Linked DNA regions of Mus musculus: region 2 is linked to region 1. The links are chromatin loops, found by intact Hi-C in ENCODE. Cell type or tissue: heart. All regions are shown on one strand. Each heading gives the region's core, and the rest is flanking DNA. Links, peaks and the distances in the headings are about the cores only.

The links. Peaks named below come from ENCODE experiments on the same cell type or tissue, not always from the same donor. Only the 100,000 strongest peaks of a DNase experiment are listed, where the experiment ranks them.
Region 2: a loop joins it to region 1, with 2.2 times the contacts of the local background. A loop is called at or near these places in 4 of 42 quality-filtered maps.

What each region holds. Positions count from the first base shown.
Region 1 is chr10:57,721,929-57,732,522 of GRCm38, forward strand. Pkib (protein kinase inhibitor beta, cAMP dependent, testis specific) reads left to right here. Exons shown (of 5, transcript NM_001039051.2): 4 at 6,162-6,338. The coding sequence starts at 6,170. Among named protein-coding and RNA genes, the nearest start is that of Fabp7, 58 kb to the right of the region's middle. In heart, for the core only: a CTCF peak has its summit at 5,922; a DNase peak (open chromatin) is centred at 5,993.
Region 2 is chr10:57,625,496-57,636,089 of GRCm38, forward strand. It overlaps Pkib (protein kinase inhibitor beta, cAMP dependent, testis specific), which reads left to right and starts at 6,486. Exons shown (of 5, transcript NM_001039051.2): 1 at 6,486-6,712. In heart, for the core only: CTCF peaks have their summits at 5,246 (motif pointing right) and 6,628; no DNase peak of the experiment used is centred there; H3K4me3 peaks cover 1,286 bases; H3K27me3 peaks cover 340 bases.

The sequences.
Region 1 (10,594 bases), core at 1,500-9,499:
AAAAAAAAAAAATAGTGGTTTCACTGTGGGAAGTGACAGAGAGGGATCAAGAGATGAGAAAAGAAGGAAACTATCCAGCTGTTTATATTCTTAGCTTCAAGTAAAGACATCTACAGAAAGGCTGGTGTGGGAAACAGCATGCATTGTATAGTATATAGGTAGAGAAGCTGTAAGATCTGTTTGTAGCTACACTTTCAACAAAGAAACACACCATTTTCTAGCATTCTCCTAAGTCTACTGGGATTTTTGTACTATGTATGTATTATACACTGTTATGTGTATATGTGCATACATTATGTATGTATGTATATATGTATGTATAAATCTAGTACTCTGTTTAGCTTGAACATCTTACTTCATTTGTGCTTATACTTTACCCTCCATATTTTGGAGACTGCAAAGCAGCTGGAGCGCATGCATATATGACTGTATTATGGCCTTTTGTTAAAAGCTATATTTTCAAGTAAGATCAAGTATGTTCAGGGCAATACAAATGGCATTACCTCATTGGGAATGCGTGGCTTCAGTAGAATCTTCTAAAGTTCAAATGGTTCCAGCTCTTATAAGCAGCACAGTTGATAAAGCAGAACTCAGATAGAATCCTCTGTTAATTCTGAAAATGATGACGAGGTGGCTTTGCTGGTGAGTCAGCTACCTTGGTTAGCAAACAGTCATGTAATTAATTTTTTAAGCTTGCAAAATTTAAAATGCCTTGAAGCTTATCTCAGTCTGGTTTCCCTGGGTTGTATTACTTCCTCATCTTCCTATGAACTACGTTTTTAAAAATCTCACAAAGCATTAAAAGAGAGCAGTTGTCTTTCTATGTTTACCACTCCTTACAAAATATAAAAAGGCACTACTGCCCAGAAAAAGAGAAATAAAATGGCTATTTAGGGAAGGGAGAAACATTCGCTTCGTGATTTGCTCTTTATATGCTCAAAATAGTAATGCTACTAGGACCTTTCTGTGCTAGAACTGTCTGCTGACTCAGTTTGTCTAGCTTCAATCTTTCTATATTATTAAAGAAATATATGTTCAGTTTTTAAACATTAAAATGTATCAAAGGAACTGAAAGCTGGTTGATATGGTCCATGTTCTGTCTGCAGATCCCAAATAGGCCTTTTTTTCCTTTGCATAAAATCGAAGTGACTCATTATTTATTTTCTTTTTGTTTCTACAATACAAATATCACTTTTACACTTCAGAAACAGATTATGGACATGCTTCTGTCGGTAGAGCTGACACTTTCTCCTTAACCTAGCAGTATAAAATTAATAGGATGATGCACACAGTTTATTCACATTTTCACGATGGACTTCTCAATTATGTCCAATGCTGCAGGGAGCCTGTTGCCAGAGAATGCAAAGCCCAATGCTAAAGCAGAACCAAGGGCCCTGCAACCTCTCTGTAAGCCAACAAATGTTGGATCAGAAAGACAGAGAGCTTTTCACCAAAGAACCCCCCATCTTCCCACCATTCTGAGGGCTGAGATGACGAGCTCTCTGGTCTGTCAGTAGTGGGTATCTTGGTCAGCATGAGCCCCAGGATCTGAGATGAGCTGGATGCAAAAAACTGAGAAACAATTCGCATTCTTCTACATGATAACAACCAGTTGTGCCAGCACCAATTGTTGAAAATGAGCATCCACTTCTGTGTTTGCTAGGCCCCAGCATAGTCTCACAAGAGACAGCTATATCAGGGTCCTTGCAACAAAGGCTTGCTAGTGTATGCAATGGTGTCATCGTTTGGAGGCTAATTATGGGATGGATCTCTGGATATGGCAGTCTCTAGATGGTCCATCCTTTTGTCTCAGCTCCAAACTTTGTCTCTGTAACTCCTTCCATGGGTGATTGTTTCCAATTCTAAGAATGAGCAAAGTGTCCACACTTTGGTCTTCGTTCTTCAGTTTCATGTGTTTTGCATATTGTACCTTATATCTCGCTATACTAAGTTTCTGAGCTAATATCCACTTAAAAGTGAGTACATTTCATTTGAGTTCTTTTGTGATTGGGTTGCAACCACACTTTTCTATAGTCGTCCCCAAAGACAATGGTGAAATTGAAGGGTTCCATCCAGGTCACAGAAAATAAAATTGTCTTTTATACATTCAAAAAAAAAAAAAACTGAGAAACAGCAGAACAAAGCCCCAAGAGGAAGGCGGCCAGATTACTGGCTCTCTCCTCAGACTTCCAGCTCGGATTAATTACTCAGTAAGATCCTCGTTACTGAATGTAGCTGACACACTTTTAGATAGTTTTGTAATGTTTTTGTTGAGGAAATTGCAGCACAGTATAATAATTGTAAAGGTAGCGGGAGCAACTTCCCACACAGCAAAGACATTAACTCAGGGCCCACTGTAGTAATGATTTAACGTCAAACGGAAGCTTCTACCGCACATTTGATCGTTCAGTTCCCATATGAATGGCAAACAACATTTATATTTATAAAAAGCCTTTATAGCACCAGAGTTGGACGGATATCTACCCTCTAAACTATTAGAATTTGTTGCTCCATCAAGAGCATTGCCATGTTCCATCTGGGACTCCTAACTTCAATTGGCCAGCCTTCATGGACATGTTTTCATAACTCACCTACCCCATGACATCTTTTCTCTCCATCTTTCCTCCTCATCCCCAAATACACTTCCCTGAGGTCTCCTTCAACCCTAAACCTAGGGACCAAAAACCCTGCCCATCTTTTTCCTTCCCAGCTATAGGCTGTAGGTATCTTTATTCACCAATCAGTCATAACCTGGGGGTCAAGGTTACAGAGCATCACTGGGATCTACATGTGGATTCTCTTGTTACTGGGGCAACCAGGCCTTGGAGGCTTGTATTTAGCATTACAATACATAGCAAAACCCAAACCTTTAAAAGGGCTGAGAATTCTGCTTCCACATTGATGGCTGTATCCATCTTTTAGAAACTCTCTTTTAATATTCAAGTTGAGATTTGTGTAGATAAGCATTTGGCCATGGCCATCATGTCTGAGGCAATGTTAACTGACTGGGGATAGAGTTGGGGCCTGAGGATCAATTCTGCTTTCAAGATGGTATCACCCACTCCTTCACAAGCTATAGATAAGAAACCTCAACTGAAACCAATTCCTCATGGGTAAGGGTTCTTACAAACTACCAAATATTTAAGATAATATCTGTGTCTGTCTCATACTATCTCTCTTATACACACACACACACACACACACACACACACACACAGACACACACACACAGACACACACACACACACACAATGCAAGACAGAGGGAGAATTTTAAACAGGGAAAATTCCCTGTTAAAAATCAATGAAGAACAGTAACTAAAGGAGGCATATATGCAGCTAGCTACATATATCAACAGGATTTTATAATTCTTAATAATCCATGCCGTTTTGATTTTGGTGTTAACAGGACTGTGATTCTATACAATGTTAGATTAGTGGTTATGCAGCTTTAAATCAGTCATGGAATCTCTCATTCTTGATGGCTACATCCATAAAATCTAGATCATATCTCATTGCCTTATAGAATTATAGCAAAGTTTAATGAGGTGATAGACACAAAATAGCTGTAGATATTATTGAAGAAATGCTGGTGTCTCTGTTAGGAATTTCAAGAGAACTCTAGCAAGAAGGTCCTTCTTCTGAGAATAATGAGGCAACATAGGAGGAAGGTCAGGTCAACTATAGGGAAAGGTGACAAATGATGCAAATATCACTTGTCAGTGAACTTATCACAGGAACAGAGAGAAGTTTACCCACTATCTGTCTAGATAATGCTATGAATCAGACAGGGTGATTGCCATAGCTGATTTGTAGAAGTGAAACTGTGACTTATAAATTTAAATGAGTTGTCCACTGTCACCTTGTAACTCTGTAATCAGGTGGATTCTTTTGAACTAATTAATAGTCCAGTGTTCATTATACTTCTCTGAGCCATCAATGCCCAGACACTTAGCAAGTACCAAACAGCTGAAAGTCTAATTCCAGATTGTGTCTGCAAACCTCGTATGATGCTCACAAAAGGAGACTAGCTAGCACAGTAAGAGAAGGCCTCTTTTAGGGCACTTTCAGATGACCACGAAGCTCCTGAGAACATGTGGGGCACCACAGGAATTATTACATGCCGTGAGCAAGAGCTGTGTTCCTAATTCCAGATCAGCATGTGTGCATACTCTCATTTTTTTATTATCATTTTCATAGTGGAAATCAATTGTCTATGAAAAGCTTTCCTTCAACTACTATGAGAAGGCTGGCTTGGTTTCCTCAGGCCAGAGTTTGCTATGTCATAAACACCAAAGAGGATCAAACCCATTCTTTGGTGGACACTGGGCACATTTTGCGTTCTGAGGTAATTTGTCAGAAAATTTAAACCTGTGCTTTCCCTCCGAGGAAAAAAGCCCTGCTTTTTTCGGGGGTGCGGGGGGCTCTGTTGCCACCAAAGGCCAGGTGAACTTTCCTGGTCTGGGATTGAACCCAGGCACATATCTGAGGGCTGTGCAGAACTGGCCCCATCCTTTTCCTGGACATCCATGGGAGAGCTAGCCCTGAAGGCATGGGAGTATGAGAGATGTTCCTGTTCCTCACAACTACACTAGGGAGAGTGGGCCTTGTTCCTCACCTGAGCTGCACAGTAGAGTTGACCCTAGTGATGGGGGTGCCAGCGAGCTGGCCCCAAGGGTATGAATGTAGGAGAGCTGGCACCAACGGTGTGAGTCAAGGAGAGCTGGACCAATAACTTTTCTGCCTTGAGGCAACATGGGCTAGAAAGAGATACTCTCCCCAACCCTAAGTCTTTGTCCCTTATGACTAGTGACTGGTGGGAGAGCTGGCCGTGGAGTCATGAGAAAAGAAGAGCAGAGTGGGCCCTGCTCCTCACCTGCTGCAGCACTTGGGAGAGCGGGCTCTGCACCTCATCAGGGCATCACAGAAGAGCTGGTGCCAGACATGGGGATTATAGGTGATCAGGCCCAAGGGGGTGAAGACAGGAGAGCTGGTCCTGCCTCTTGTCTTCTTGTGGTGCATGGATGAGGGAGAGATGTCCCTCACCACCTATGAGAGGTAGTTTCAGTGAACATTTGCAAGCAAAGTAGTATGGACAAAAGGGTATACTGTGGGACACACTGCGACACAGTAGAGCTTCTACAAGATGTCTTTTTCCTCTGTTGGCGGGGAAGGGTGCAAGGTTGGAGGGTGAGTATAAAGGGAGGGACAGATGAGTGGGATTGGGGTACATGATGTGAAATTCATAAAGAACCAGTAAAAAGTAAAAAAAAAAAAAAAAAAAAAAAACCAACCCTGAACACACACACACACACACACACACACACAGAGCAAGGCCTTGCTAGCACATGACCTTGCTACCTACTCAGCAAATTCAGCAAATTCCTTCTGCCATCACAACTTCTGAGTTACAGCTCAATATCAATTTTTAGGAAGACTTAGAAAAAAAAATCTTAGTTGAAAGACAGTGAGTTTAGATTTTTTTCAGGATATATAATAACTGCTACCTCCTATACAACAAATGGTTTCTGAAGAGTTGTCAGAGAAGCATTACTACTAAGGACTACTGTAAGTCATTCCTATGACTAGCAATGAACTGTGTCCACTCAAAGGCAAGCAAAACTGTGTCTAGCATAAACCTGAGCATACTGAAACCTATCTGAATCAGCACAAATGACGTCACAACTGTGGAGGGGAAAGCCTCAGACATAAAATAGGGTTTATTTCTAAAGAATAAGGAAACGTGCTTTGTTTATTCCCCACAATTACAGTGATTTGGTTTCAGCTCAAATAAGTACCACAAACAAATACTCTGGGAGTGGCCACTCCAGTCTGTCGCATTGGTTGCCAAACCCCGGGTTGGCTGATTCTTTCATAGAAAAAGCAGAACAAAAAATGTTCAGGCCTACTACACCCTCAAGCGTTCAAGTGTTGCTTTGGGATCCGGGGTTATTTATAGCAATCTGGTTCACAGAAGTACTTCCTGCCCTATTCAGCAAATGCTCACGTGGGCATCTTAGAGCCAAGGCACAGACACTGCTATTGTGCCACCCGAGATCAGCTCTCCAAGCCTGTAGCGGTTTTGATGTAGCCATTGGTCTTTGAGGTGACCCTTTTTACTTCTGAATAGCACATTTTTTAATGTGTACATTCTATCTATAGATTCTGTGATGAGGACAGATTCATCAGAGATGACTGATGTGGAATCTGTGATCACCAGCTTTGCGTCCTCAGCAAGGGCAGGCCGCCGCAATGCCTTACCCGACATCCAGAGTTCACTGGCTACAAGTGGATCCTCTGATCTTCCACTGAAACTGGAAGCGTTGGCCGTGAAGGAAGGTAAAACTCCTAATTCCTGGAAATAAAACCCTCGCTTTGTCTCTCTTTTTCAATCTTTTTCTCTGGAGCAGCCTTTTAACTAGTTATAGCCGATCGCTTTTCTTCTTGACCAAAAGCTCTCAGGTTCAAGTGCATTTCTATGCCTTTCTGAAACTAGGCAATTTCATGTCCTAAGGGTGAACATAAAAATTGGTGCTCTGTCTATTGGATGTGCATGATCACATGATAGGATTCTAGGTTCCACCTCCAGTACAGAATTAATTAGGTGGCCATGACTATTAATCCTTGCATTGGATCTGAGTACTGAGACTCATAATAGCTCATTACCTGTCTCAATCTGCCAGTTATAGTTTGAGAACCTAATACAGAAGCTAGTGCCCTCTGTATCTTCTAACATTACAAGAGGCAGTGGGAGGCGATCCCAGTCACAAGGTATCCTTTCTTACTTCTATCATTGCTATGTTGCCTACCATTCAATTTCATGACTGCTAAATGCAAAGAACTCCAGTGATGAGTAGGGCAGATGTAAACTCCTACTGTCACAGATTTTTATAGTACAACAAGAGTGCTAGATTTTTAATGAATAAATATATAGTCTAAGAATGCTATGCTTTATCAGAAAACTGGAATGGGTGCTTTGTAGAAAGTTCATCAGTGACTACAGTACAGTAGAAATCAGAGCACCCATCACTGAAATCAGAATAACTTGTAAGGCAGAGGCAGGAGGATTGCTATTAGATGGTTGCTACCCTGGAATACACAGTGTAACATATATTTTATTCTCCTGTATAATTGTCATCTGGGATGCTTACTGTCTCAGTCTGCTAACCTAGGCCTAGTCCTGGAAGTTTCTAGCCTCTGTACAATCTTATCTAGAATGTTTTCAGCCTCTGAGACTTACTGCTGAATAAGCTTACCCTTTCTAGTTCTTTTTGAGCTCTGGCTGGTTCAACTCAACTGTTCAGGCTCAAACTCCTCTCCTAGTCTGGCTTCTCTTGTTTTCTCCAGAATTGCTGTTTGGACTGAAACTAACTCTAGCAATCTTTTTTAGCCTTCTCCATCCTTCTCATTCTCTTGCTCATTCTGTCTTTACCTGTGTCCAGCTTGTTCTTTCTTCAATTTGTCTCTGTAAAACTATCCTGGTAAAATTAGCCTCCTTTTCCCTCTCTGTGCTGCTCTACTCTCCCTCTCAACTGTACTGTACAGCTCTCCAGGAACTCTACTGTATTCCTGCTCTGTACTCCCTTCCTCCTGTACTGTCCGTCTCTCCCTTAAGTTGCTTCCTTTTCCTTCCTCTTCTCCTGAGAGTTGGGCATATTCTATTCTGTCAAATCTTTCTCTGATTCATCACTTTGTCTGCTACTCAATTAGACATCACATTCAAATGTGGGTGCTTGCTTTCTTTATGAAGTAACTTTACCTTCATTGCTTAGAATTAAATGTGTGTACTAAGGGGCATACATGTACTTCAGCCAGGAGGATTAAATGGATAGCTTAGGAGTGAGTCATATTCTAACTAGAAACAGGCTCAAATATGCTATAATAAAAGTAGGTTCCAGGATAGCCTGTGCTAGCTACAGTATAAGATTTTCTCAAACAAAACCAGCACAATGACAACATCAGTTTATGTACCAAGGCAGAGGGAAAGTTCTTCTACCTAATTTCATTAGGTTGAGCTTTGGGAGGACAGTGCCCACTGAGAGAGAATTGGTTACCTCCAGAGAGGAATTCCCACTTAGTGTTCCCAATCCCTAGTGGTCAGCCCTGAACACATGCACACACTCACAAAAAGCCGAATAGATTCAGTAGGTTATACATACAAGTGTGCATACGTATATGATTATATGTAAATGTCTGTATGTGTGTATATACATGTGACACTAAGTCAAAAAAAGGTTATGAATTTGTGTGGGGAAGGAAGGAGCTTGGAGAAAGGAGTGACATATAGATGCAGTGTGCATAGATCAAGTTCTCAGATGCAGTATGCATAGATCAAGTTCTCAGATGCAGTGGGCATAGATCAAGTTCTCAGATGCAGTGTGCATGAATGAAGTTCTCAATTGCAGTGCACATTAATTAAGTTGTCAGATGCAGTGTGAATGAAGTTCTCAAGAAAACCCACAATTTTTAAAATACTTTAAATAAAAATTCAACAACTCCTCCATAATAATTCAGCTATAAGGAGATGGAATAAATGAGAAGGCAGAATAAGGAATACAGAATAAATTGCGGATGTGGTCTAAAAATAAAAACTGGCCACTGTTGGTTGAGGGTGAGTGAGAGAACAAGTTCTTCAAGATAACTTTGGGCACAGATACAAGGGCCAGATCTTGTGAAACTTTAGAAATGCGGGTGGGGAGAAGGATTTCCATTTCCAATGAGAAGATATCTAGTGATGGGTTGGCATCTGATTTTATTTTTAAAGTGTTTTTTTCCTTTAACTATGAAATGGAAATGGGTGGTAGGGAAGCATTAATGTTAGATTATGGATGTAAAACTCACATTAGAAAGATCTTTTTTTAGGGTAAATTAAGCTTTTGGACTCACAAGGAAACATGTAATCCCAGAGTATTCTAAGGTGTACAGTTACAGAAACTCAGAGGAAGCTGGGGGAGCCCACAGTCTTCTTGCATGGGACCCTTCATGAGGGTGGTAAGGCAGACCTGGGGTCATGTCTGTGTGTCTCCCCTTCACCAGGGGACTGCAGGGAGACAAGGTCAATGGAGCTACAGAAGCCCTGTGTGCCAAATGAACTACTACAGTGTAACAAGTCTTTAACCACTGCTTCTTGCTTCCCTGCAAGAGACATGTTCAGTCAGCAGGATTATGGTTTGTAGGGCAGCCCAGTGTTCTGGCTCCCTACAAGGTACTTACTAATTTACCTATTTTTATATATTCTTTTGTGAAACTATGGATTGAATTTGGGGCCTCACATATGCTAAGCAGGTACTTTTCTACTGAGCTACATCCCTAGCCTATTCCCCCATCCAGTTTTTCTCAGTACAAATGTATTTTACTATTAGCATCCTATTTGTCATAAGATTAGACCCAGAGTAGTATTATATCTTAGTTAACCCAAGACAAACATCTCCTTAAAGAAGGAGGAAAACAAAACTTGGCTAGGCCATGGCAAGTGAAACATGATGGCTTCAAGTGGGTAGGAAGAATGGAGAAAGGTGGGTAGGTAAGGGTGATGTCGAGTAGGCAGAATCAGGAGAACTTGCTAATGAATTTGTATATTGTAGAAATGAAGGAAAATGGGTGATAACTGAGTTCAATGTGATAGCATCTACACAGAGAGATTAGCTGAAGTGAGGGCAATTTTGAGAGATGAGTAAAGCTTTTGTTTTCCTCTATATCCTGTTAGGGATCTCTATTACGTGTATACACTTTAAATAGTTGAACATGTCATTTCAAAACACATTTTATGCTATAAAGAAGAAAACATTCTCTTATAGATGGCATGTTCCATTTTTTTTGTTTTTCTTGAAGCCTAGAACCTAGGAGTTTACACTTGCTAGGCAAGTGCTAAACTAAATCTCCAAACCCTGAGCCAGTTCCGTTTCTGGTAAACCACATGAGCAGATTGTTTGTAAAGACTGACGGTAAGAAGGAGAAGGAGCCCACAGAGGCCACTGTTGTGTTGCAAAAGTTACTCATAGTTAAGTCCTAACAGTTTATGTGCAAAACAAGGACATGACAGTGTCTAGCTCTAAGACCATTAAACTTAGCACCAGCTTTCTCAACATATTGTCATGAATAGTGTCGTGAATTTAATGTATTTCCATTATATACACATACATATATGTATGTGTGTGTTTTGTTATATATGTATATGTATATATATATATGCACACACACACACACATATATATATATATAATTTAAAATGAAGATATTCTAAAGTGTGAGAATTTCATACATGCATATATTTTGATTAAATATACCCGTATTCCTTCCCCTTCAACTCTCTTCCACACTTCGTTCTCACAACTTCATGTGCTCTTAAAAATCAAAGACAGAAACACAAACAAAAATTCACTGGATCCTCCTAGTGCTACCTTTATGTGCATGGGTGAAGGATATCTGCTGGAGTATGGGATACAACCCTGAGGAAAACAGACTTTGCCATCCCAGCAGCCATCCATTGTAATAACTCCTCAGATGGGTTGGACACTATTCATAGTCTCATCAGTAGTTCTCAATAGGTGCTATCCTGTTTCTCTTGTCTCTTAGGAGTTTCTAGTTGGATTTTG
Region 2 (10,594 bases), core at 888-8,887, 97 kb before region 1:
GAGCTTCTCTTCCTGGGCATCCCTTCCTGCAAAAGGTATTTAATCTCTGGTTCACCCTGAGGAAGATGTATGCATCTTCATCTGCCATGAATAAAGTAGTTTGGACAAACAAAAATAGTCTCCTTCATCAAGGACCCCAGGCGGGTGTGGAGGGACGGTGCTATTGTCATACAGAGCCCTTTCTAAGTCCCCCTTAGAAGCTCCTATATACTCCTAGCACTCACTTTGAACTAAGTCGTAGTTCACCCCACCCCAACCCTGGGCTCATGGCAGTCCATCTGGGCTAACTCCTCTCAGTCCCCAGTGATATCTGGGTACAGGGGAGGAGGATGGGACCTCTCTGACCCCCTCATTCTCAGCTCCTTGCAGTTCCCAGCTGAGTCTGGGTGCCAAGAAATTTGAGACCACAGCTCTGTTCCAGCCTCTACTGTTTCTCACCTGGATGAACATGGACTGGGACCCCTGGGAACCCCTGTCCTAGACTGCATTTCCCCTGCACTGAACAGCACATGTCCATGTTCTGACATGGTGATATGGAAACTCTGAACTACATGGATCCTTGTCTTGGTGCATCTGCTAATGACAAGTCACTACTCCAAAGACCTAACATTGCTCTGGGAGTTTTTTTTTTTTCCATTTTTTATTAGGTATTTAGCTCATTTACATTTCCAATGCTATACCAAAAGTCCCCCATAGCCACCCACCCCCACTCCCCTACCCACCCACTCCCCCTTTTTGGCCCTGGCGTTCCCCTGTACTGGGGCATATAAAGTCTGCGTGTCCAATGGGCCTCTCTTTCCAGTGATGGCCGACTAGGCCATCTTTTGATACATATGCAGCTAGAGTCAAGAGCTCCGGGGTATTGGTTAGTTCATAATGTTGTTCCACCTATAGGGTTGCAGATCCCTTTAGCTCCTTGGGTACTTTCTCTAGCTCCTCCATTGGGAGCCCTGTGATCCATCCATTAGCTGACTGTGAGCATCCACTTCTGTGTTTGCTAGGCCCTGGCATAGTCTCACAAGAGACAGCTACATCTGGGTCCTTTCGATAAAATCTTGCTAGTGTATGCAATGGTGTCAGCGTTTGGATGCTGATTATGGGGTGGATCCCTGGATATGGCAGTCTCTACATGGTCCATCCTTTCATCTCAGCTCCAAACTTTGTCTCTGTAACTCCTTCCAAGGGTGTTTTGTTCCCACTTCTAAGGAGGGGCATAGTGTCCACACTTCAGTCTTCATTTTTCTTGAGTTTCATGTGTTTAGGAAATTGTATCTTATATCTTGGGTATCCTAGGTTTTGGGCTAATATCCACTTATCAGTGAGTACATATTGTGTGAGTTCCTTTGTGAATGTGTTACCTCACTCAGGATGATGCCCTCCAGGTCCATCCATTTGGCTAGGAATTTCATAAATTCATTCTTTTTAATAGCTGAGTAGTACTCCATTGTGTAGATGTACCACATTTTCTGTATCCATTCCTCTGTTGAGGGGCATCTGGGTTCTTTCCAGCTTCTGGCTATTATAAATAAGGCTGCTATGAACATAGTGGAGCATGTGTCCTTCTTACCAGTTGGGGCATCTTCTGGATATATGCCCAGGAGAGGTATTGCTGGATCCTCCGGTAGTAGTATGTCCAATTTTCTGAGGAACCGCCAGACTGATTTCCAGAGTGGTTGTACAAGCCTGCAATCCCACCAACAATGGAGGAGTGTTCCTCTTTCTCCACATCCTCGCCAGCATCTGCTGTCACCTGAATTTTTGATCTTAGCCATTCTGACTGATGTGAGGTGGAATCTCAGGGTTGTTTTGATTTGCATTTCGCTCTGGGAGGTTTTTACCTTCAAAGTTTTATTTATCTTACATTTAATGTTCCAAATACTTCAGAAATGTTAATAAGCCTCATATTACTATGATAGCTCAGTTTTGCCAAATACACTTAAAAAATCTTTCACCTGGTAATATCATCCAGCCTGCCCAATTCTGTGGCCCTGTCAGATTGGGGTATAGTGGACTAATGGTGCTGTCTTAAAAACATATCTTCAAATCCTAGTCCCTGATGCTTGTGAATGTGATCACCTTTTAAAAGATCTTTGAAGATATTTCTCAAACACTTTCACAGAGGTCACCTAAGACCACCAGAAAACACAGATGTTTATATTATGATTTATAACAGTAGCAAAATTACAGTTATGAAGTAGTAATTAAAATATTTTTTTTTGGTTGGTATTCACCACAGCATGAGGGTTGCAGTCTTAGGAAGGTTGAGAGCCTCTGATTTAATATAGAATGTGTGTCCAGATGAAGCCATCTGAACATAACTGGATGTGCCACAAGTGTCCTTACGTAAGAGCAGAACATGGAGAGTGGAAACACAATGGGGAAACATGATGAGAGAGGCAGGGAGAAAATAACACAGAGCACAAGCTCATCTGCATCAAGGATGACTTATGACTGAAAGCCAGAAGGGGTAACACTGGCCTTCTCCCATGGGACCTTTAGAGGTGGGGGGAGGAGGGAGGGAGGAAAGGAGGGAGGAAGGGAGGGGGAAAGAGAAAGAGAGAGAAAGAGACAGAAATAGAGACAAACCGAGAGACAGACACAGAGAGACAGAGACACAGACAGAGCCTATCCATACCTTGATTTCAGACTTTGATCCCTTAACTCTGAGAGATTACAAATACGTTTGAATCACCCAGGTTGTACCAATTTGTTATGCAACCTCAGGAAATTAAAATACCCTCAGAAAGAACAGCAGAGTAGGTTGCTAGTGGCTGTCCCCAAGTCCCACTCAGATCTCAGCCAGCACTGCCCCAACCAATCAGAACCCAGAATGCACTTAAGACCTAGCACAGCACTTCTCCCTAAGACTCGTGTCCCATCAAAGTGCAATCTCCTGCTTCAATTGGGCAGAGGCTCCTTACTGCTTCTTGCTTCACATCTCTGTCCATGTCTCCACTGCCCCACAGTTTTGATCACATACTCATTATTGGCCAGTGGCAAGAGGAAAGTGCTTCTTTTTGTTTAAATGATGTTAAAGGTTTCAAGGCAGGGAGAGAAGGTAGGGTTTTCTCAGAGGCAAAGCTATGTTCTAGAGTACAAGTTACAGGGCCTTGAAGGGTTTTCTCCATAGAACCGTTCTAACCTTGGAGGATCTTTATTTAGCATTGAAGAACACTGTTACCATCTGTAGAATCCTTGACTACAACTTCCTCCTTGTTCTGGATTTCAGCTTCTTCTTTCAGCTCAGTGGATTCTTCTTCTTCTTCTTTCACCCTCCTAGAGGGCATGGGAACAGCATCATGTCCTGCTGCTGTCTAGTATTGAACTGTTAGCCACCTCTCACCTTTCACCCACTTAGATTCTCCCTCTCTGGGTGTGCACATGTGAACTTCTTCCTCGACTCGGCAGTCTTCCTTCAACTCCAGACCTTTCCACTACATTCATGAATGTCCCCTGCACCATGATCTAATAATATACCCACAGGCATCAATGTTGGTGGCTTTGGTGTCTATGTGGATACCTTACTCCCCAATTGTTTGGCCATTGCCATGGCCAGCCAGTCTTACCCACAGCTTCTCCATAAATTATGCCACCATTACTCTGTGGAAACGTCTATAATTGGCATCCTACCTTCTCACTGTTAGTCCTCTTGTCTGTGTAATTTGATTGAGACTGAATTGCTTTATTTTCTCTTCTTCCTCAGCTTTCGTCTTCTTTATCTTGTCTTGCGTTTACTTCATGTCTGTCTCCTTCATCTACTCCAAGAGCTAACATTTAAGCTTCTCACTTGTCTTCTCACCATCTTGCCATCATATTGCTTGATAAAACGTTGAAGCTGAGCCGGGCGTGGTGGCGCACCCCTTTAATCCCAGCACTCGGGAGGCAGAGGCAGGCAGATTTCTGAGTTCAAGGTCAGCCTGGTCTACAAAGTGAGTTCCAGGACAGCCAGAGCTATACAGAGAAACCCTGTCTCGAAAAACAAACAAACAAACAAAAAAATCAAAAAAAACCACAAAACAAAACAAAACAAAACCAACAACAACAAAAAAAAACAAAAAAAACAAACAAACAAAACAAAAAAACCGTTGAAGCTGATTTGAGCTTTCTGTATTTAAAGTCACTGTCTGACACAATTTAATGCAACTGTGGGAAGCTACTGTTGCCTTCAACTCTTGGACTTGAAATTTTTCATTGGATATACAGTGAGTTCTGTCCAGTGGCAGTTGCTGCAGAACTTCCAGCTGGCCACATGGTGGCATTGGCTTTATTTAGACATGAGAGGACACATACAAAAAAAATCTTCAATCTTCTCTAAGTATCCAAGATCATTCCACAAATAGGTTTTTTTTTTAAGTCACTATACATAAAAACAAGCATAAGGAAATCAATTTGTTCATTTTAAAACTACGCATTTGGTAAAGACATTTGCAACCACAAAACCCGACCAGCATAATAGAAGAAAAGAACCAAGTCCCCCCAAAATGGTCCTCTGACTGCTACACATTTGTTGTGGCACCCTGTTTCTTATGTAAGTAAATAAATAAATAAAAAATATGTAAGTAAATAAATAAATAAATAAATAAAGCAGTACAGAATTTTATAAACATCTCTCTAAGCATATGTTTTAGCTCTTGAGGGCACACGATTGTGACTCCTTCTAATGGTTCAGATGAATTTTAAGTATGTAGGACTTTATAGGCACATCACTGAGGACTAATTTTAAAAATAAAAATTGTCCCCAAAGGCAGGTTTTTTAAAAACAAACAAACAAACAAACTGTGAATAAACAAAACTACAGTTGCACATTCACAAAACATTGGCCATTGTTATAGAATAGCTCACATGTCAGGTATGTTACCCCATACCCCATTATAAATCCCTAATGGGAACTAGCTTTAGAATAACTAGATAACACAAGTATTACACTATGGACTAGTATTGGACTTGGAAATGTGCCAAATAGTAGGTTTTCAAGCTATGCTAAAGACAGAAGTAATGTTTGGTGGTCTCTTTTGTGGATACATTGTGACTACATAAATGTTCTCGGGAAAAGATGCACATATTCCAACATTTAGAGAACTCATCATATTACCAGGCTGCAATTTAAATCTGTCATCAGTTCTGAAGGTAAAAAGACCTGAGTTTTAAAATCAGCTTGGTTAAAAATGAGATTAGCTTTTAGTTTGTGTTTACGTGTGTTTTTCCTGCAAGTATACTTATGTTATCACATGCAAGCAGTACCTGTGGAGACCAGAAGGGGGTGACAAAACCTTTAGAACTGGAGCTTCATCCAGTTGCCAGGTGCAATATGGGAGCTGGGAACACAGTGCTGGTTCTCTGTGAGAGCAACAAGAACTCTTTACCATGGAATCATCTCCTTAGCCCTCTCTTAAAATTTTAAATCACATTTATACATGTGTACTGGTGAATGCATGCATGTGTGTGAGGCGTGTGTGTAATCAGAGCTCAGTTTATGGGAGCCAGTTTTCTCCTTCCACTATCCAGGTATGGGAAATCAAACCCAACTCATCAGGTTTGGCAGTGAGCACCTTAACCCGCTGGGGCATCTCACAGGCCAGGGTTTGGATTTCCCCGTTTCACCTTATGCAACTGACCTCACTTTGTTGGAGTTGAGTCTATTATCTGCAAGTAGAGAGTTATTACCACACGGCGCAGTTACAAATAGTCAATAATTCAAGGAGTCTAACCATCATACACTTTGTAGACACTTCCAATGGGGACTTTTCCCTGATTATATTTTAATATGTCAGTCTTTCTATAAGCAGGCCAAATGGGGCTGGTCAATGGGAAGTATCTGGGTATCCCAGACCTGGACTTCCTGGAAGCCAGATGCAGGATAATTGAGCAGCCCATAATAAAGACTTGGAATTCTGGTGACTCTCAGAGGCCACTGGGACTTCCAGCAAAAGTCACCTCCTCCAGAATCAGAGTCTTTTTTGTTAGCAGCAACTTCTTCCATTTCCTACATCTTTTAAAGGACATAAGGACAGCTTAACAGTAAGAACTTTGTTTTCTTTAGTGAGAGTCTAAAAGTGACGCCTGATACACATTGATGTCTGCTTTTTATTGCACAAAAATAAAAAAAGAAAGAAAGAGAAGAGAAGAGAAGAGAAGAGAAGAGAAGAGAAGAGAAGAGAAGTGTTCTTTATGGCGTGAGACTCCAATGTGCTAAAAGAATCTGTAAATAAACGCGAACACCCAGATTCCAGGTGCAACAGAGCTAGTTTCTCCAAACATCCCTTGTTAGATAAAGTGCAACCTCCTGATACCAGGAGCCTAAGTCCTGTAAATAAGAGGGAAGGATAGCAGCATCCAGACAGACAGACAGACAGCAGCGGAGGTGTGTAATTTCAAGGGAACTGACTCTGTCTTCGGTGAACATGCACAGAGGCTGTCCCCTTAGGACACCTGGAGCAGGAACTACTGTTGCGTTTGTCCCCTGGGGCTCAGCGGTGGCAGGTTCTGCTTAACTGGGCAGGTCCTGTGGAGCCTAGCTCAGCTCGCGGGGGCGGGACCGAGCGGCTCCCTCCGCCCCACACATTGCTGCCACCAGCTCAGCCCAGCCGCATCCCAGAGCAGAGGCGGCTGCAAGCTCCAGCCGCGTCGCAGCTCCGTGCCGCAGAGAGGCCGGCAGCAGGCGCCACCGTGAGGGACCTGGCCCGGCGCCGCCCGCATCTCTTGCGCGCAGCTGGTAAGTACCGGCGAGCAGGTGTCACTAGAGAGGGGATGGAGGGAAAGGGCTCGGGGAGTTGGGGAGACCGAGTGAGGGGAAAATGTAAGCTCAACTTTGCTATTTTATGCCTGGTCTGCACATGCCCAGGGGGATTTCAGAGCAGATCCCATCCTTCCACCTGGAGCTGGGGGACTGTCGGAGTGAAAGCTGGTGCTCCTGGGAGGTTTGCTCATTGGCTTATGCTCGCTGGCCACTGAGAGTGGACTCAGGGGACCTCTGATTATAAGTTGCTGAGCCTTTCTCTGCTCACGCCATCAACGCCACATCATTTTCTTCCGGCCTCGTTTTTCTATCAGTAGAGGTCTGAGTTCCAACCCGCTTCAAGCGTCCAGAACTGTGGCTTTAGCCAAGAGACTTCACCTTACCGGTTTCCCCCCATTCCTTGATAAAGTATGCCTGCTAGGAAACCAGCGACCTCAGGGGTGCCCCGCAGCCATATCAGACTCTGCTTGCTGCGAGGACCCTCGCTGATAAAGGAAGAGGGACTCAAGTGCCAGATGGTCCCACAGACTGAAAGGCAGAAGGCATCCCAGTCCAGGTTGCTCTTGGCTACAGTTACTGCAGCCTTTTGTGGGTTCCTGAAGGTTTGGAGGGTTTCTGTAAAGGGTGACCAGGTCTCATGGACATCTCAGACCCCACAACTCAATTCCCTTCTTTAGTCAAGCTGAGATGACAGTGGCATTCCATCTTCTCAAAGATAATATCAGAAAGCACTCCTGACTCAGGGAAGCTCCCTGAAGAGCAGGTGCTGAGCCCAAGGGAAGCCATTAAAGCAAACAACAGGGTTAGCAGCTGGACCCTAGCAGACCAGCAGGTGGATACTGGACACTGATGACCACTTAGAGGCATGTTCAGCTGCGAAAGACAAACCAGAACGAGGCACTCTTACCTGTGATTGGATACCGGAAAAAGTAATGGGTTAGACTGACTCTTACGGGTTGTTTTGCTCTTTGTACAGTAACCTTTAAACATCCATCTATCCACTTCACACGATGTCTTTTTCCCCCTTAATGACACGTTAAAAATTTTCCTTGAATTTAATATATTTAATATTCAGAGGCTCAGAGTTTGGCTTATTAAAATGAAAATTAAAATGTGGTGACCTCAACTCTCTGATGCCAAAGATTGCACCTCCAAAACGCTGTACCCTGTGACTCCCAGACACTAGACAGAGCCAGTCAACTGACTCTGTCTCTAGGGAGCTTATTTTCTAAAAAGAAAAAAAAAGTGCTTGGCAAGTTCAACTGATTCAATTTTAAAAATCTAAATCTATCTATCTATCTATCTATCTATCTATCTATCTATCTATCTATCTATATCTGAGAAATAAAGAAAGAAAAGACCCAGAGAATAGCTTTAGTAATTTACTAATATTGTGTCTATGACTTTCTTCAGCAAAGTATTACAGGCAGGAGCTTACTCAATCTAGAATATTTTAAGAAGTGCCAAATTCCCCTCTTGTTAAAGAATTTTTCCCTCCTCTTTAGTCAGCTTAAGTGTATATTTAAATTAATGATAGATCAGATTATTTTTCTAACAGTCTTAGAATTATTTAACTTCCCATCCAGTTTGCATTACAGATTTAAAGGTAAATTTGTTGAGATATAGATTATAAATTTATACATAGTAAAATCTACCCTCTTCAAAAGCAGATGATCTTCAGAAAGCCACCTCCTATTAATGATTTTTTTTTTAGAATTTTTACCAGGATGTATAATAGTTGTTATGATCCAGTTTTAATCTTCAGCAATTTGTAAGACCCAGCATGCCTACTTGTAGCCTTCTAGTCCCATCGGAACTCCAGGGCATTGTGTATCTGCTTTTACTTTAGACAGGCTTACTTTGTCTAAACATTGCAGACAAATAGTATACTATATGTTATTTGGTTTCTGGATTCATTCACATCATGCTTTTGTGGTACATCTGTATTGTAGTGTGCATCTGTATTTTGTTCCTTTATAACTGCTGAATAATTTCTGTTGGTGCTGCCGTATCATATTCTGTCCATTTTTCAGTTGATGTGCATTTGAACTCTTTACTTTGAATTATATACTCATATAATATTTGAGAATGTTATGAATTCATTTATTGTGGTTTGATTGAGTCCAGGTCCTTGTTACATCACCTCCAATATCTTCCCTTCCACCCACTATTAGCTTCAAATTTCAAGCATTGTTTGTTTGTTTGTTTGTTTGTTTGTTTTTTCCAAACCCACTGAGTGGACTTAGTGCTGCCTGCATATGCATAGCTATGAGGCCAGGCACTGGAGCATGGGTAGTCTTTAGGGCTCATATCTCTTAAGAAAATGGGCTCCCTGTCTCCTGTCATCAGTTGTCAATAGTGACACAGACTTCATGAGTTCATCCCATGTGCTGGGGTTGTGTCAGGTTTGATCTTGTAAAGACCTTGTGTGCAAAGTCTCAGCCACTATGAGTTTATAATGCAACTCTCTCCCGTTTTATCCAGAAATCACTGCTTCAATAGAGTCATCACTGCTTCTACCTCTTACAATCTTTCCAATCCTCTTAGTGATTATCTCTGAGCCTTGAGAGGAGAGGGTATGATGCATATGTCCCATTAAGTGCTATGAGCTCAGAGTCTTTTCCTCTGCCCGTGGATGACTTGTGGGGGTTAGTCATCTGTACTGCACAAAGAAGCTTCTCTGATGGAGGTTAAAGGATGCACTGATCTACAGGTATAAGCTTTTAGGTGTTGGTTTAATACTATGCCCTTTCAGTAGAGTTCTAGTAGGATCTCTTTTAGGGCCTAAGACCTACTCAGGTTCTTTCAGGTTCTTTGCCCTATTTATAGTAGCAGGCATGCATGTAATATAGTGTGTCATAGCATGCATAGGAAGGATAGAGAACAACTTGGGGGAGTACATACATTTCTTCTACCATTTGGGTCCAAGGACCAAAGTCCCAACGTCAGGCTTGGTGACAAATGCCACCAAGCCTTCTTCCTCACTCTGCATTGTTGTCAATATGTGCTGCTGTGAACCCCAAAGCTAAGGATATTCACGAGTAAGTCTTTGGGAGCTCATATATTAATTTCTTTTTTTGCAGATATTAAACCATGGTATCTCTTGATTATATATTAAAATTATGTCGTCTCCCTTTAAAAGAACACGATGCTATCAGTTTTATATGTAAAAATGTAGAAAGTTCTAGAGCATTGTGTGTGTGTGAGAATGACATAGATAGATAGATGGATAGATAGATAGATAGATAGATAGATAGATAGATGGATGGATAGATAGATAGATAGATAGATAGCTAGATGGATGGATAGATAGATAGATAGATAGATAGATGGATAGATGGATAGATGGATGGATGATAGGTGCATAGGCAGAGAGATGATAGAGACTCACAGAGGAAGCTTTCCTTCAAAGTTAATGCTCAAGTACAGCAAACTACTCTGAAAAACTGTTACAACAGTTTTCACCCAATTTTGTGTGGCTTGACAGTAAATTTGGTCATGTTCCATTCCTCTACTGCAAACGTTTTGGCTAAGTAAAAAACAAACAAACAAACAAACAAAAATCCTTCCTGAATGTCAAAAAAAAATGATAGCGTGTAGAATAAAAGGAGCCTCCTTAGTTCAAGTGTCATGCAGATACTAATTAATCCTCTCTTAATGGAGGTGAGGAAATCTAAGGTCCCTAGATTCAGGAATTACATCTACCAAAATCACATATTAGGAACAAATTCAAGACAGAAGTCTTCCTTGTAGGACCTTTCCTACTGGCACATGCTTTTCTAAATCTGTTGCAGGAAATATTTTAAAATGGCTGTCAGGTTTCCCACACTACTGCCAGCAACTCTCAGCCCCAGTGTG